Linked DNA regions of Homo sapiens: region 1 is linked to region 2. Evidence: chromatin loops called from intact Hi-C (ENCODE). Cell type or tissue: B cell. All regions are shown on one strand. Each heading gives the region's core, and the rest is flanking DNA. Links, peaks and the distances in the headings are about the cores only. Region 1 has its middle 10 kb from the start of CLK4. Region 2 overlaps ZNF354A (zinc finger protein 354A).

Evidence for each region. Peaks named below come from ENCODE experiments on the same cell type or tissue, not always from the same donor. Only the 100,000 strongest peaks of a DNase experiment are listed, where the experiment ranks them.
Region 1: a loop joins it to region 2, with 4 times the contacts of the local background. A loop is called at or near these places in 7 of 110 quality-filtered maps.

Annotation. Positions count from the first base shown.
Region 1 is chr5:178,633,251-178,641,591 of GRCh38, forward strand. No RefSeq gene overlaps it. Among named protein-coding and RNA genes, the nearest start is that of CLK4, 10 kb to the left of the region's middle. In B cell, for the core only: no CTCF peak of the experiment used is centred there; a DNase peak (open chromatin) is centred at 4,461; H3K27ac peaks cover 1,096 bases.
Region 2 is chr5:178,707,968-178,716,308 of GRCh38, forward strand. It overlaps ZNF354A (zinc finger protein 354A), which reads right to left. Exons shown (of 5, transcript NM_005649.3): 5 at 3,545-5,654. The coding sequence ends at 4,093. Among named protein-coding and RNA genes, the nearest start is that of MSANTD5, 14 kb to the left of the region's middle. In B cell, for the core only: no CTCF peak of the experiment used is centred there; no DNase peak of the experiment used is centred there.

The sequences.
Region 1 (8,341 bases), core at 8-8,007, 75 kb before region 2:
ATTGTACCTCAAACTGCATAAGTTATAGCCACAGTGCCTGATGAGTGCTTAGTGAAGATGGAAAAGGGATTACATTTGTGGGTGGGAGACATGAACAGAAACGTATTCCAATCGATGCCAACTGAGTTCAGTACTGTCTGTGGTTTCAGGCACCCACTGGGGGTCTTGGAACATATCACTGACGATAAGAGGGGACTGAGATACTGGAGGGTGGGTACAGCACAGAAGTGAAAACAGCTTAAAATTTAGTATCAGAATTCACAATTCTGAAGGTGCCAAATCATTCCCCATTAAATAGGGTCATCTCTTACTGGCCTTTCTCTCCTTAGGTCCCAACCAACCAAGTTCCTTTGAATCATTCTCAAATTTTCTTTCAAGAACTCTCTCCTTTTGGCTGGGCATGGTGGTTCCCGCCTGTTAATTCCAGCACTTTGGGAGGCCGAGGCAGGCAGATTGCTTGATTCCAGGAGTTTGAGACCAGCCTGGCCAACATGACAAAATCCTGTCTTTACTAAAATTAGAAAAATTAGCCAGACATGGTGGTACACACCTGTAATCCCAGCTACATCAGGAGGCTGAGGCACAAGAATTGCTTGAACCCAGGAGGCAGAGGTTGCAGTGAGCCGAGATGGTACCACTGCACTCCAGCTGACCGACAGACTCCCTCCTTCCTTCCTTCTTTCCTTCTGTATTTATTGGGCACTTACGTATGCCACATACTGTTCTAGACGCTAAAGATACAAAAGTATATAAGACAAAGTGCCTATCGCCATGGAGGTTAGGATGTAGTGGGAGAGAGAAAAAAATGGAAATAAATAAAATACTTCAATGTTTTACATGTGCTATGAAAGAAACAAACTAGAGACTGAAAGAATAACTGAGGATGGCTTATTTTAGGTGGGCTGCTCAGAAAAGGGCTCTTGGCAGCTGTAACGTTTTAGTTGAAGCTAAAGGAAAAGGGGAAGCCAGACATGTGAAGGATGGGATAAAAACCTCCTGCGAGTCTCATTGAACTCCATGAGGAAATTGTGAGCATGCTCATGGAAGTTTTGTTTGTCATAGGAAGAAAAACTTGGAAACAAAGTAGAGATCCATCATTAGGGGAATGAATAACTAGAAAATATATATGGATACTGCATATCGGTTAAAAGCTATGAACTAGATTTATGTATAGCATATGAACAGACCTAAGAAACTTAATGTTGAGTGGAGAAAAAAACTCGCGATTTACAAAACCATTTTTGCGGATATTTAAAAACCCACAACTACCCTACATATTTTCAAGGCCACGTGTACGACTGAGTAAGTGACTTGAGGAAAGATTGGAAGGACAATATATGAAACACACTGGAGATGTGCTTCTCAGAGGTCTGAACTTGGAATAGGAGACCACTGAGGCTCGGCATTCCGTTTCCTCTGCAGCTTTGCCACCCGACAGCTAAATCCTTGGTCTGATTTTCAACACAATGTTCCCTATGGCCGCAACAGGCCTTCTGTCTCTACAATGTGCTTTAACTTACAATTGACTGACCTGAGCTTGTCATTTTCCTTCTTCAAAGTTTTTTGTTTGTTTGTTTGTTTGAGACGGAGTTTCACTCTGTCACCCAGGCTGGAGTGCAGTGGCATGATCTCGGCTCACTGCAACCTCTGCCTCCTGGGTTCAAGCAATTCTCTTGCCTCAGCCTCCTGAGTATCTGGGACTACAGGCATGCACCACCACGCCCAGCTAATTTTTTTGCATTTTTAGTAGAGACAGAGTTTCACCATGTTGGTCAGGCTGGTCTCGAACTCCTGACCTCAAATGATCTGCCCACCTTGGCCTCTCAAAGTGCTGGGATTACATGTGTGAGCCACTGAGCCTGGCCTCAAAGTTTTAAAAATAACCAAAAGCAGACAACTCTTACACAATTCTTATAATTGCCATTGCCCCCATGCTATTCGAGTGCCTCCAGCTACTGCATCAGCCAATGTTTCACCTCCACCTGGAACTCATTCCAGTTCACCACCAGTGAGAGTTTTTCTAGATCCAAGGGCTATATTCTTTTTCCTATTTTACCACCTTGTCTCCCTTAGAAGTAATGATAATGGGCATCCTTGCCTTATCACTGTTTGCGAAGGGAATTCTTCTAATACCTACAGGTCATATTTGGCAGGCTTCCAAATTAACCTGCCTGGGGAGGACTTGTGGTTCCTGATGAACTTCTGTCCTGAGCAAAGAATCTTCTTGTGAGTTCCTCAGATTCTTGACATACTAATTAATGCATAACCCACTGACGTTGAACAAGACACTGATTTGTTTCTGAATCCTGAAGTTTTACTGATTGTCCTGCACGTAGAACATTGTAGCCTGCATGCAGTCATCTGTAGCCAATGATTGTAATCTCTATACTGTACCCTCCAATGCAGAGGGTACAACTCCTCTGGGAAGGAGTCCACTCCCTTCTCCTAAACTTTCTTATAAAAGCCTTCCACCTTGTAGCACACTCTAGAATGTGCCAGCCTTCTTGGTGTGTCTTCCCAGGTCAATCCTCACATTTGGCTTCCAATAAAACTTTATCAAATCAGCCTTAGTTTTGGTAACACTTTCAAGATTTTAGTTAAGTTTGATGTTATAACTTTTCTTCTCAGTATGTTGTGGAAATATGTTCACCCCAATAAATATTTATACACAGTCAATCCTGTTTTTTTTTTTTTTTTTTTTTGAGACAGAGTCTTGCTCGTCGCCCAGGCTGGAGTGCAGCGGCGCGATCTCAGCTCACTGCAAGCTCCGCCTCTTAGGTTCATGCCATTCTCCTGCCTCAGCCTCCCGGGTAGCTGGGACTACAGGCACCGGCCACCACGCCCGGCTAATTTTTTGTATTTTTAGTAGAGACGGGTTTCATCTTGTTGGCCAGGATGGTCTCGATCTCTTGACCTCATGATCTGCCCGCCTCAGCCTCCCAAAGTGCTGGGATTACAGGTGTGAGCCACGGTGCCCGGCCTCCTATCTGAAATAAATTCTAAGTATCTAAGTGCTCTCTCTTTAATTGTATTTCCCTGATGATTTGGCTCTCCTTAACAGTTCCTAGTTTTGCAGAATTTGCTTATAAAATTCCTTGCAGTTACAATCTACGTTCCATTTGCATTGTTACATAGTTTCTACAGTGGTCGTATCAACTTGTTTCATTCTCTTGTCTATTAACTCATTAATGAGAAAATACTCTCAACATTAATATGAGCTATATATGTATACACACATATACAGCTATATATCCATACTGCATATATATTGAACATCTGTTATCATAAAATTAATAACTGAAAACTGATCTTCCAATTTGATCCATTGAAGCACATAATACCATCTTTCAAGGAATAACTTTCCATTCTTCAGTATTATTTTACATCTCTTGATCAAAATCTATGTAAAAGAATAAAATTCTTCAAAACCCACTTCAAAAGATAGCAGTGGCAAGTGTCATAAAAATCATCCATTACAATTCAGAATTTATTTTTATTTTATTTATTTTATTTTTTTGAGACGGAGTCTTGCTCTGTTGCCCAGGCTGGAGTGCAGTGGCAAGATCTCGGCTCACTGCAAGCTCCGCCTCCCAGGTTCATGCCATTCTCCTGCCTCAGCCTCCCAAGTAGCTGGGACTACAGGCACCTGCCACCACGCCTGGCTAATTTTTTGTATTTTTAGTAGAGACGGGGTTTCACCGTGTTAGCCAGGATGATCTCGATCTCCTGACCTTGTGACCCGCCTGCCTCTGCCTCCCAAAGTGCTGGGATTATAGGCGTGAGCCGCCGTGCCCGGCCTTCTTTTTATTTTCTTTCTTTCTTTTTGAGACGGAGTCTCACTCTGTCGCCCAGGCTGGAGTGCAGTGGCATGGTTTTGGCTCATTGCAACCTCCACCTCCTGGGTTCAAGCAATTCTCTTGCCTCAGCCTCCCAAGTAGCTGGGATTGCAGACATGCACCACTACGCCTGGCTAATTTTTGCATTTTTAGTAGAGACGGGGTTTCACCGTGTTGGCCAGGCTGGTTTCGAACTCCCGACCTCAGGTGATTTGCCCACGTCAGCCTCCCAAAGTGCTGGGATTACAGACATGAGCTACCGCTCCCGGGCCAGAGTTTCTTTTTATTTTCACAAGCAAGGTTGTCCCTTTTAAGAATTGCTTGATACTTAAAGGGATGACCCTTTCATCAGCTCTTTCTTTAACACAAGATTAAACGATTTGAGCTGGCCAGGCTTCCACCCATTGCCCAGGGAACCTGTGTGTGGGTTGAGGAATGTGTTCAACGTTCAACAGGTTAACAAATCTGCCTCAGCTTTCACTTCCTGCTTGTACGGGGTGTCGAGGTCGGTCACATGCGAGTATAAACTGGGGCCTGTCTTGTTCCCTAGATCTCCCTTTTAAATGTTTTGCTGATTGCTTGCTTGCCCCAACTGTTATCACAGCCTTAGGAGATTCCATGCTCTGCCGGCCTCTGATTGCTACCAAATATTATTGTTTTCAAAAAACCAAGGAAACAGAGCTTTTCCTTGAAGCTCCAAATCATTTCAGCCCCTTTTGGCACCAGTAAGGCAGCCAGTCCCACCAACACTGCACCATGGAGCTGGGGCAAGGGCAGGGGGAAGTGAGAACGGGAGCAGTTCTAAGACGATGTGTCACACACTTTGTTGATCTTACTAAGGTTCAATAGTTTCTCTTGAATAAATGATTTTCAGCTTGTTGTATGCCTTTGCTTAATTTCCAGAGTTCCAAAGTAATTGTTTTTAGTAATTTGCTATTTATTTTTTAGTTGCTGCTTTTGGGAGAGAATGTGTAAAGGTCCTCTCTCTGTTCTTCTAGAAGCTCCCCATGGGTATAATTCAAAATTTTCTGTTTTAATTTAATCTAATATATCAAAAATATCATTTAAACATGTAATTTATATCAATATTGTTATTATTATTTTGTAGAGATGGGGTTTAACCATGTTGCCCAGGCTGGTCTTGAACTCCTGGGCTCAGGTGATCCATCTGCCTCTACCTCCCAAAGTGCTGGGATTACAGGCCTGAGCCACTGTGCCTGGCCTATATCAGTATTATTAATGAAGTATTTTGTTTTCTTTTTTTTTTTTTCGTACCAAGGTTTTATAATCTGATATATATTTTACACTTACAGCTCATCTCAATTTGAACCAGTTACATTTTCAGTGCCTAATAGCCACATTGGCTAGTGGCTACAAGATTGGACACACAGTTTTAACTGTTGCTAGAGTAAAGAAATGCTGCTGGTTTTTAGATATTAATCCTATGTGTTGTCACCTTGCTAAATTCTCTCGTCATGTCTAATTTCCTGTCTTTAAATTATTTGGGGCTTTCTAGGTAAAAGATTGTATCATCTGCAAATAATAATGGGCTTGTTTCACCTCTTGGTCTTTACACCTCTTATTTATTTTTCTTCTGTTACTGTGCTACCTAAGGCGACCAGTACAGCTACAAATGGAAGCAGTCATCGTGGGCAACATTGTCTTGTCAGAGCTTACAAGAAATATTGTTAACATTTTGCTGTTAAGAATGCTGTCCGTAACAGGTGTTGATAGCAACTTTTCATTAGATTGAGATGGTTCCTTTCCATTTCAAATTCATACACTCACATTCTTGGTGAGCATTTTATTTGCTTTTTATTCTTCTTTTGAGATGATTGCATGATTTTTATAGTAATATAAAATTACATTTAGAGTTTAACTTTAAGCTACTTTGTGGAAAAACCTTTTATATACTATACTTTTCTGGGTCATTGTTGCAATTTTTTAAAGGCTTTTTGTGTCTATGTCCATGAATGAGATTGGCCCCCACTCTTTATTCTCCTGTAATTCATTATCCATCCAGAAGTTGGAAAAGTCTTAGAAATACTGAACTCATTACTTCTCTACAGAAAGCTATCAAAATTTTCTAAGTTTATTTAAAACAAATTTAAAACCATTATTCCGGCCAACAAGGCCTTACAAAATCTGGTATATCTTATGCTATTCTCCATTTACCTTCAGCCTTTTTCAGTGCTACTCAATGTTTTTCTGGATAGCCTATCTAGTTCATTAAGACAAGAAAGATAAATAAATGAATTGCAGAAAAAAAACTGTTATTATTTGTGGATGTTATCATTGCATGTGTAGAAAATGGAAAATACATCTGTAATCCCAGCACTTTGGGAGGCCGAGGTGGGTGGATCACCTGAGGTCAGGAGTTCAAGACCAGCCTGTTCAACATGGTAAAACCCCGTCTCTAATAAAAATACAAAAATTAGCTGGGCCTGTTGGCGCGTGCCTGTAATTCCAGCTACTTGGGAGGCGGAGACAGGAGAATTGCTTGAACCCAGGAGGCGGACGTTGCAGTGAGCTGAGATCTCACCACTGCACTCCAGCTTGGGCGACAGAGCGAGGCTCCATCTCAAAAAAAAAAAAAAGAAAAAAGAAAATGCAAAATAAGGCCCAGCATGATGGCTTACTCCTATAATCCCAGCACTTTGGGAGGCCGAGGCGGGCAGATAGCTTAAGCTCAGGAATTTGAGATAAGCCTGAACAACATGGTGAAACAACATCTCTACAAAAAATACAAAAAAATTAGCTGGGCGTGGTGGCGCAGGCCTGTAGTCCCAGCTACTCGGGAGGCTGAGGTTTGAGAATCGCTTGAGCCTGGGAGGCAGAGGTTGCAGTGAGCCAAGATTGTGCCACTGCACTCTAGTCTGAGCAACAGAGCCAGACCCTGTCTCAATAAAAAAAAAAAAAAAAAGAAAGAAAAGAGAGAGAAAGAAAGAGAAAATGCACAACATAACCTGTAAATCATTAGCAAAGTTGATGGATATAAAATCAGTGTAAAAAAATCAAATATGTTTCTGTCAACAATATATCTTAGCAAAGTTTTATCATTTCTACCATTTTACCTTATGGTAAGAATGATAAAACTTTACTAAGAGATCTTCAGGAATACCTACATAAAGATACCAAATTCACTGGGTAAAAGACTCAATATTAAAAATACTGCCCCCTATTCTTTCCAAATTGATCCATTAGATCAATTATAAGCAAAATCCCAATGGGGCTTTTTGTAGAAACTGAGAAGCTGATTCTAAAAAAAAGTGATAAAACTACAAAGAGCCACGACTCGCCAAGTGACTTGAAGAAGAACAAGGCGAGAGCACATGCTCTAACAGAGATTGTAGTGAACCTATAGTGACTAAGACAGCATGATGTCGGCACAAGGATAGATAAGTAAACCAACAGAACAGAACAGAGAGCCCAGGAACAGATCTCCATACGCCGGGTGCCTCCGGAAAAGATTCCGAGACTCTGATATTTGTGGCACGAAGTTTCATAAGGAGTATTCTCAGGAAGAGCACCTTGAGGTGAGCACATGTGTTGCTTCAGCTGGTCCTCTCAGGAAATCTGGGTCTGAAGTCACCCTTCACAGTTATCCCAGTTGAGTTAGGAGGTCCCGATCTTTATATTCCAACGTTGACCAGTCATTAGAGGTAGGCTGACCCCAGGGAAGGCATGTAGCTTTGAGAAAGAAGCTTCCTTAGGTTGAGGGCAGTTTCTAGACAATGACTCATCTGTAAGCTGGCAACCAGAGCAGTGAGTGCACTGGTCCTGAAGTGGGATATGGGCGGCACAGCACCGTGTCCACTGCAGGCCACCCTTCCACTGCAGTAAGCCCTTGCCATCTGGAGCTACTCTTCCAGGTTTCTGGCTGGTCTCTTTTCCTGATGGGTTAATGGGATGAGGTTTGGCCCCTTCTGCTGCAGCTTGTTTCCAGGCCACAGCTGGTACCCACTGTCTCCCTCCACTTTCCAGCTTAGATTCTCTGCACCTGTGGCTAGCTCCTTTGCTGGTCTTGGCGGCTCATCTGGGAAGGTAACCCAGGCCCTCAACCCTGTGTGTTCTAAGCCTCTAGTCACCTCGTCCTTCTCAGGCCACGGCTTACTTTCTTGTCCATTTACTGTTAAGACTGGGAAAGAGGCTGGGCATGGAGGCTCATGGCTGTAATCCCAGCACTTTTGGAGGCCAAGGCAGGCAGATCACGAGCTCAGGAGTTCAAGACCAGCCTGGCCAACATGGTGAAACCCCATCTCTACTAAAGATACAAAAAAATTAGCCGGGCATGGTGGCACACACCTGTAATCCCAGCCACTCGGGAGGCTGAGGCAGAAGAATCACTTGAATTTAGGAAGCGGAGGTTGCAGTGAGTTGAGATCACCCCACTGCACTCCAGCCTGGGCGACAGGGCGAGACTCTGTCTCAAAAAAAAAAAAAAACAAAGGCTGGGAAAGAGGGTACCGAGATCACCCGAATGGGTTGCTCAGTGTCTCACTTAT
Region 2 (8,341 bases), core at 92-8,091:
ATTCTCATTGTGATTATTTGCATCTGGGGTTATACTGTAAAAAGAGACATTTTAGATCTTTTATATAGTCTCTAATAGTAAACAGAAAGATTACATTTTTATTACTGCAGATTTTATCCTGGCACTTGAAAATTCGTTTGCAATTTTGGAAGCAGGAAATACTTTTGGTGTGTTTCCATTGGTCATTTGAGCTGAAAAGATTGAGTGTGGAAAGTCATTACAATTTCTGCTATGGTTGTTTTATTTTTATCTGAATTTCCTTTCATCGGAAAATTTGTTACTTTATCCGTTTCTTTAGCACTATTTGAGGAAATCATCTATCACTTAGGCTTAGCTGTTAGTATATCCTGCCTTATATCTGACTTTCCAATATGTTCAATACTGAATGAACAATTGTGTACTGTAGAAAGAGCTTCAAAACATCTTTTCTCTGATACCAAATATTTTAAAAATTAATCATGAAACTTATACTTGCATTTTGATTCAAATATACATAAATGAAAATAGGCAATAGGGTAGATCTCATATTAAGTATCCTTAACACAAAATATAAAATAAAAAATAAGTTAATAACAATAATTGAAAATACTAATTTCGATCATCTCACTCACAAGAGTGAAGCATAATTACCAATAAATTGAGGCTGAGCTATTGAAAGGTTGGAAGCTTACAAACTAACAATAAACTTGAACTTGATATGTGACACAGAAAAGTCGAACTTGATGCATGCCTGCAAGGGAGAACTGTGTTTGCAGTAACAGGATCCCTGAAGAAAGCCAGAGCTGATCTTATCCAAAATTTTAAGCAGCTCAGTGTCTGGGACTGGCGAATTTTCAGAGGCAGGGATGTTTATGGACTGTTAGATTTTCAAGCGTGTTAGTGTGGTCACTGGAATTAGACGGTTGTCGACTGGCTAACTTCCAGAAGCACGGTCACTGGAAGGAGGGACTTGCTGACCAACCGTGGTCTAGAAGCAGCACTCAAGTGGCATTCAGAAGCTGGAGGCTGTCAGGAAGTTGATTTCAGAAGCATGGCTGCTGGCAGCGAGGCCATCATTGATTTTTCAGACCACGTGTACTGATCCAAAGATCTAATTATTGGGGATTATTTTACAACTTAGGAATTTGGCCAAAAGAACAGTCTTTTCCTTTCTTTAATACGGAAAACAAGTACTTTTATTCTCACTTCCCCCTTTTGCCTTCCCTCAGTCAAACACATAGGATAAAACATAAGAGATGGTTCAGATCTTTATTTGTGGAGGTATGATTTCCAACTTGTATTGCCACTTAAGCGATTTAAGCGCCAATTACTGAAGCAGAACCGTAGCTCAAAGTGCTGATTTTTCATTAATGAGGGGAGAAACCCTGAATACATTTAAGGCATCCTAACAAAGTTAATACAGGATTCAGGACAAAATCATTAAATACAGGACGTTTGGCAACCCTACCTGTGAGTCAGCTTTCTCCTCACTTGCCACTCTCACCTATTTGCCTATGAAAACCATGCCTTATTTATTCTAATACATGATTATCTGTCTCCTGTTCTCCATCAATGCTGTCCCTGTTTGAGTTGGAACCCTCATTTACCTATTACTTGAATTTAAACAGCCCAGATTTCCTGGGTGGCATCAGTCATCAGCTTTCTTCAACCCCATACGCTTATCTTCTATGGAATTTCCCTTGCTTACCATCTTTGACTCCACCGATTTTACCATAAAATCCAAACTCCTTAGCTTGGCAAATAAGGCCTTTTGTGATTTGGCTTCTGCCTTCTACTCGAGCTTTAACATTTGTCATTTTCCTGCTCACTAGTTCTAAATTAAGTTTTCCAAATGTCCTATTATCCACCTGTGGTTTGGCGCATGCTGTTTCCTCTTAATCGGAATGCTTCTGTCTCCCTCGGAGTTCCTACTATTCTCCCCAAATATAGCCCAGGCATCATTGCCCCTGGAAAGCTTTGATGTCTCCAGGCTTTCTTCATGAGTCTCTTTCTTCATCCTGTGCAAATCTTTACAATATTTTCATAGTGGAACATATTGTCATAACTTATTTGCCTACTGAAACAACAAAAACTGCAATATAATCTGCTTGCTCATTTGCTAGCCCAACTCCATCCCCTTCCCAATTCATGGCTTCTTGAAGAAAAGCCTGTGTCTGTCTTAAAACTTGTACAGTTTTAAAACTTGTAAACTTGTATAGTACCTGCTCCAAAGTTAAAAAATATTTACTGTTGAGAAAAACTTAGGACTGTAATGTCCCCCCTCAAACTGGGAAGGAGCCGAGAGACCAAAGAATGACTCAGACAAGTCCAGCTTGATGAGCAGATGAGTTTATTATGACTTCCATACAGGGCTCTCCTGGACTGCAGCAGGACAGCTCTGGAGATCTGCACCACCTCGCACCTCTAAGCTGCTTTTAAGCCAGTTTTCTGGCTCTTTGCCTCGTGTGTGATTGGACTGTTTGCTTAGTGTGTTCCCAGATACTCTGGGATGTTTGGGTTCTCAGGGACACTTGCTCCTCAGCTGGGCACCATGGCCTCTGCTTACTGTCCAGACTTCAGGGCTCAAGTAGTGGATATAAACCCTTAGGTAACCTGGTAGGGGATCTGTCACACTACACTAAGTTTATGAAACAATTCACATGTCTTGTTTGGGCTGCTGTAACAAAATAACCTCATCATACTAGGTAACTAATAAAATATTTCTCACAGTTCTGGAGGCTGGGAAACCCATTTAAAGTGCTAGCAGGTTTGGTGTCTGGTTATGGCCATCTTGATTCAAAGAAGGTATCTTACCACTGTGCCTTCACATGGCTGAAGGGCAGAACAAGCTCCCTTGGGGCTCTCTGATAAGGGCACTGAGGGCTCCGCCCTTCTGATCTGATCACCTCTTCACACATCCCACTTCATGATACCATCACCTTGGAGGTTAGCATTTGAACACAGGGATTTGGGGGAGACATAAACATTGAGACCATAGCAATGTCCTTTTCAAGAGTTTGCCACAGGTGTTAGATTTGCGAAAGTTCTTCTGATGTGTTCGTTATAAATTTAAAAAATACATATTTAGGGTGGCCGGGCACGGTGGCTCACACCTGTAATCCCAGCACTTTGGGAGGCCGTGGCAGGCAGATCACCTGAGGTCAGGAGTTCAAGACCAGCCTGGCCAACATGGAGAAACCCTGTCTCTACTAAAAATACAAAATAGCCGGGTGTGGTGGCAGGTGCCTGTAATCCCAGCTACTCGAGAGGCTGAGGCAGGAGAATTGCTTGAACCTGGGAGGCGGAGGTTGCAGTGAGCCGAGATCGCACCATTGCACTCCAGCCTGGGTGACAGAGACTCCATCTCAAAATAAAAATAATAATAATAAATACATACATACATATTTAGTAGCTTTAAACCTGAAATTATTGCCTGTTTTTCTATCTAATACAGTTCAGGGCATATAACTGGTACACCTAATAAATGACTTCAGAGAAATAAAATCCAAAACCAAGTTAAGACAGTTGAGTAGAAAATTCACAACTACTAGAACAAAAGACCAGATTTTTCTTTTTCTTTTTTAATGAAATCCATGCATAAGTTTGACATCAGGGTAGGAAAAGGACAAACCCCAGAGACTGAGAGGTAGTTCATAATTCATTTTTCTTTTATTTTGGTCCTTTTCTCTAAAAAGGTACAATTTGATCAAGCTATTAAAATGCTATAAAAATATTACCAGTTTGGTGGTCTTCTAATGAGAAATCTAAAGCACACCTCCCCACCCACTCGGATATCTGTTTCTGATGATCACGTGACATCTAGCATATACGTCTGTAGGAAAAGGGAAAAAGCAAACCCATTTCACAAATGGCTAAAGTCAATGTCTTCAATTGTAAATTCTTCATCTCAGGTTATTTTTTTAAGTGTCTGACAGGCACAAACACTTTCCTCATATCTATTATATAGCTGAGGTTTATCCATGGAATTAAATACCTAATGAGGGCTAAATTATTACAGTTTTTTTCACATCCATTACATTTATTACATCTCTCTCAAGGATGTATTCTTCGATGAGCTTTGGTTTAAGGCTTTCACACATACAAATCTACTTTCTAGGGGTCCTCTTCGATATGAATTTTATAATGATTAGTAAGGGATGACCTATGGTTGAAAAGTTTCCCACATGTATTACATTCATAGGGTTTCTCTCCAGTATGAATTCTCTGATGTGCAATACGTGATGAGCTTTGTCTAAAAGTTTTTCCACATGTATTACATTTAAAGGGTTTTTCTCCTGTATGAATCCTTCGATGCTGAATAAGAGCTGAACTTTGGCCAAAAGATATCCCACATTCCTCACATCGATATGGTTTCTCTCCAGTATGAATTCTCTGGTGATTACTAAGTGATGAGTTACACCTGAATGTTTTCCCACACTCGTTACATTTATAGGGTCTTTCTCCAGTATGCATTCTCTGATGTTGAATGAGAGCTGAACTCTGTCTGAAGGCTTTTCCACATACTTTACATTTACATGGTTTTTCTCCAGTATGAATTCGCTCGTGAATAATAAGTGTTGAGTGGGAGCTTAAGGCTTTACCACATTCATTACAATTATAAAACTTCTCTCCAGTATGAATGATTCGGTGTCTATTAAGTCGTGAAATAGAAGTAAAGCCTTTCCCACATTCATTGCATCTATAGGGCTTTTCTCCGGTGTGAATTCTTTCATGTTGAATAAGAGAGGCACTCTGGCTGAAGGCTCTCCCACATTCACTACATTTAAAAGGCTTCTCTCCAGTGTGAATTCTCTGATGATAACGAAGGGATGAGCTAGACTTAAAGGTGTTGCCACATTCATTACATAAGTAGGACTTCTTTCTAGAATGAATTCTTTGACATCCAGAAAGGGATGTGCTGCAACTAGATGCCTTCCTACCCGGATTATACTTACAAGGGTTTTCTTCAGCATGAATTTTTTGATGTATAAAAAGGCCTGACCTTCGGCTGAAGGATTTACCACATTCTTTACATCTGTAGGATTTCTCCACAGTATGGGTTCTTAGATGTTTATAAAGGGATGTACTGAGAGTAAAGGCTTTCCCACATTCTTTACATATGTAGGGTTTCTCTCCAGTATGCGTTATTTGATGTTGAATAAGAGCTGAACTTTGGCTAAAGGCTTTTGAACATTCTTTACACTTAAATAGTTTCTCTCCACTATGGTTTTTCTCATGTTTACGAAGGGATGAAGTGTTAATGAAGGTTTTTTCACACAGACTACATTTATAGCGTTTATCTGCTGTAATTTTTGGTTGATTAAGTAATTGTGAATTCTGTTTGAGGCTGTTTCCTTGTATTTCACATTTTGGTGGTGTTTTTTCTCTGGGAAGTATCTGTTGCCTAATAAGCACTGACTTTGGGCTGAAGTTTTGGCTCAATTCAGTATTTTTATGGCTTCTTTCTATAGTGGGGATTTTTTTGTGGGTGGCTGAAACTATCTGAAAACTTCCCTTTTTATCCTGCTTTTTCTCTAATCTGCCTTCATATATGTAAGGCTTTTCTAATTTCAAATCCCAAGGTACATTCCTGTTGGATCTTTTCAGTATCAGTCCCTGAAATGAAGAGTCTTGTGTTTGCGTTGACTTTGTGGTTTTATGACTGCTCTTCGATCCTGGAGGGAAAAAAAAAATCAAAAATGTTTCATGTGATATCATAGCATCTGACTACTGAGACTAAAAGTGTAGAAGGAATAAATATTGGTGACATTTAAATAAGACCCTGATATCTGTATGAAAAAAATTGCAAAAAGAAAAAATAGGACAGTTAGACAGTATAATAAAATATAATTGACAGCAATTTAAGTACTAGGGTGAAGAATAAAATAAAGCAAACCCATTTAAAGAGGGTGAGAAAGAGTGACCAGAAGAATTGGCTAATGAAGAACAGAGAAAAGGGTTATAAAGGGATCATGAGTTGAAAGAGGAAGTTTGGGGTTAGGACCCAAAACCCATGATGGAATCCTAATTTTTTTTTGTTTTTTTTTTTTGACATTTATCTTCTTTGTGTAATTTTTTTTGAGACAGTCTCACTCTGTCGCCCAGGCTCGAGTGCAGTGGCGCGATCTCGGCTCACTGCAACCGGTCTCCTGGCTTCAAGCAATTCTTGTGCCTCAGCCTCCTGAGTAGCTGGGATTACAGGCACCCACCATCATGCCTGGCTAATTTTTGTATTTTTAGTAGAGACAGGGTTTCACCGTGTTGGCCAGGCTGGCCTTGAACTCCTGACCTCAAGTGATCTACCCACCTCGGCCTCCCAAAGTGCTTGGATTACAGGCATGAGCCACTGTGCTCAGCCTTTATATAATTATTCTTAATCTGGAAAGTCCCTCCACCCCATGTCAAATTCCCTTATATCCTTCAGATTCAGTTCAAAAATGGACTCTCTCAATCCTTTGACTCTGAGCAGCCACGGTCCCTTCTCCTTACTATAGCACTTACCAGAGTATTAAACATATGTATTACTGACCTTTATAATATATGCACACATATATAGTATATTATAGTTCTATATCTATGTCTGTATGTATCTCACTTTCCTTTTCTGAAGTAACTGTTCTTCACAAGCAGATCAGAATGCCCTATTTTCCTACAGATCCTCTTGACAGCACTCCAATTATATACAAAAGTTGTATGTTTTGTTAATCTGCCTTAATTACTTATACATTCCTAACTGGAACAATGTCAAATATTCTTACGTATTTCATATATATACAAATATGCACATGTGTTATACATACATACACATACATACTTCATATATATACAAATATGCACATGTGTTATACATACATACACATACACATTTCAGACCCTTGTAGAAGTTGCCTCCTAGGCCAGTACATGGGTGATTAGAGAGGTTTCAGGGCCAGTTCAAACAGGAGGGCCCTGTTATTGAATTAATCGACAAGAGGTGCCACAAGACAGGCCTAGAGCCAAGAGGTGCAAGATAGGAAGGCAGCCTACTCATGCATCAAGCAAGAGAGGTTACATGGGATGGCTGAAAAGAGTCAAAGATCAACAATAAGACAGGCATGGATATATAAGATAAAGCATGGTTAACATGGAAAAGTAAAGAACAGAAGTGAAGAAATATTAAAATTGGATAAGAACACAATTCAATAGATAGTAAATTCTCTCAGGGGAACGGTTATGCACATAGTCTTAGCATCTTCTCTTGGGGTAGAGGTAACTGTTTAAAGGGACCATTTGTGTCTCACTGTATTTGCGATTCCTGTATGACAGTCACTTTCACACATCTACAAATTACTTCTGCTTAACAAACACAATACATCTTGCTTTTCCCTTATTAGTGTTCACTTACTAGTTCCCTTCATGGATAACTCTTCTTCCATTCCTTCTTTAAATAATGGTATTCCCTAGGGTTTTGGATTTTTTTTTCACTCCACACACCCTCCCTGACTAACTTCACATGCCTTATATCTTTATACTATTTACTGTAAGGGAAAGCAGAGTTTCTTAACTTTATGCTTAACACCTTCCTAGTTCCTTCTCCGTTTCAGTCTTGCTAAATTAAGTGATCAAATTTTAATACATTATTTAGGCCAAATATATGGAGGGGGCAGTGGCAAAAATGAAGTGCTTTTTCCCTGTGAATATCGGTCGTTGTTTCTAGGCTTAATATATGTGCTGGGAAGAAGGCAGCAGCAAGATTCTGCAACTTGGATTCTAGCTTGTAAGGCAATGATACAGAACCTGCCTTAGGCCTAGTGTAAAGAAAGGTCCCTCACCTTTGCTACAGCCCTGAGCACGGGGATCAGGTACTTAAGTGGTATTTTGTTTGCCATGCATTACTATCTCTACCATAATCTCCTAACTAGTCTTGCCCTCTGCCAATTCAGTCTCCACACTGCAGCCAGAATAATCTCTGTGGTTTTTTTTTTTTTTGAGATGGAGTCTCACTGTGTCACCCAGGCTGGAGTGCAGTGGCGCGACCTCGGCTCACTGCAACCTCCCCCTCCCAGGTTCAAGTGATTCTCCTGCCTCAGCCTCCTAAGTAGCTGGGATTACAGGTGTGCGCCACCACACCTGGCTAATTTTTGTATTTTTAGTAGAGACAGGGTTTCACCATGTTGGTCAGGCTGGTCTCGAACTCCTGATCTCATGTTCCGCCCACCTCAGCCTCCCCAAAGCGCTGGGATTACAGGTGTGAGCCATCATGCCCGGCCAATCTTTCTAAGATCAATATTTTACTATGTGGCAAACTTCCTTAAGGTCCTCCAATAGATTTTCAATGATTCACATCTGAAGTCTCTTAAGAGTCTTGAAGACTCTTAGGCGT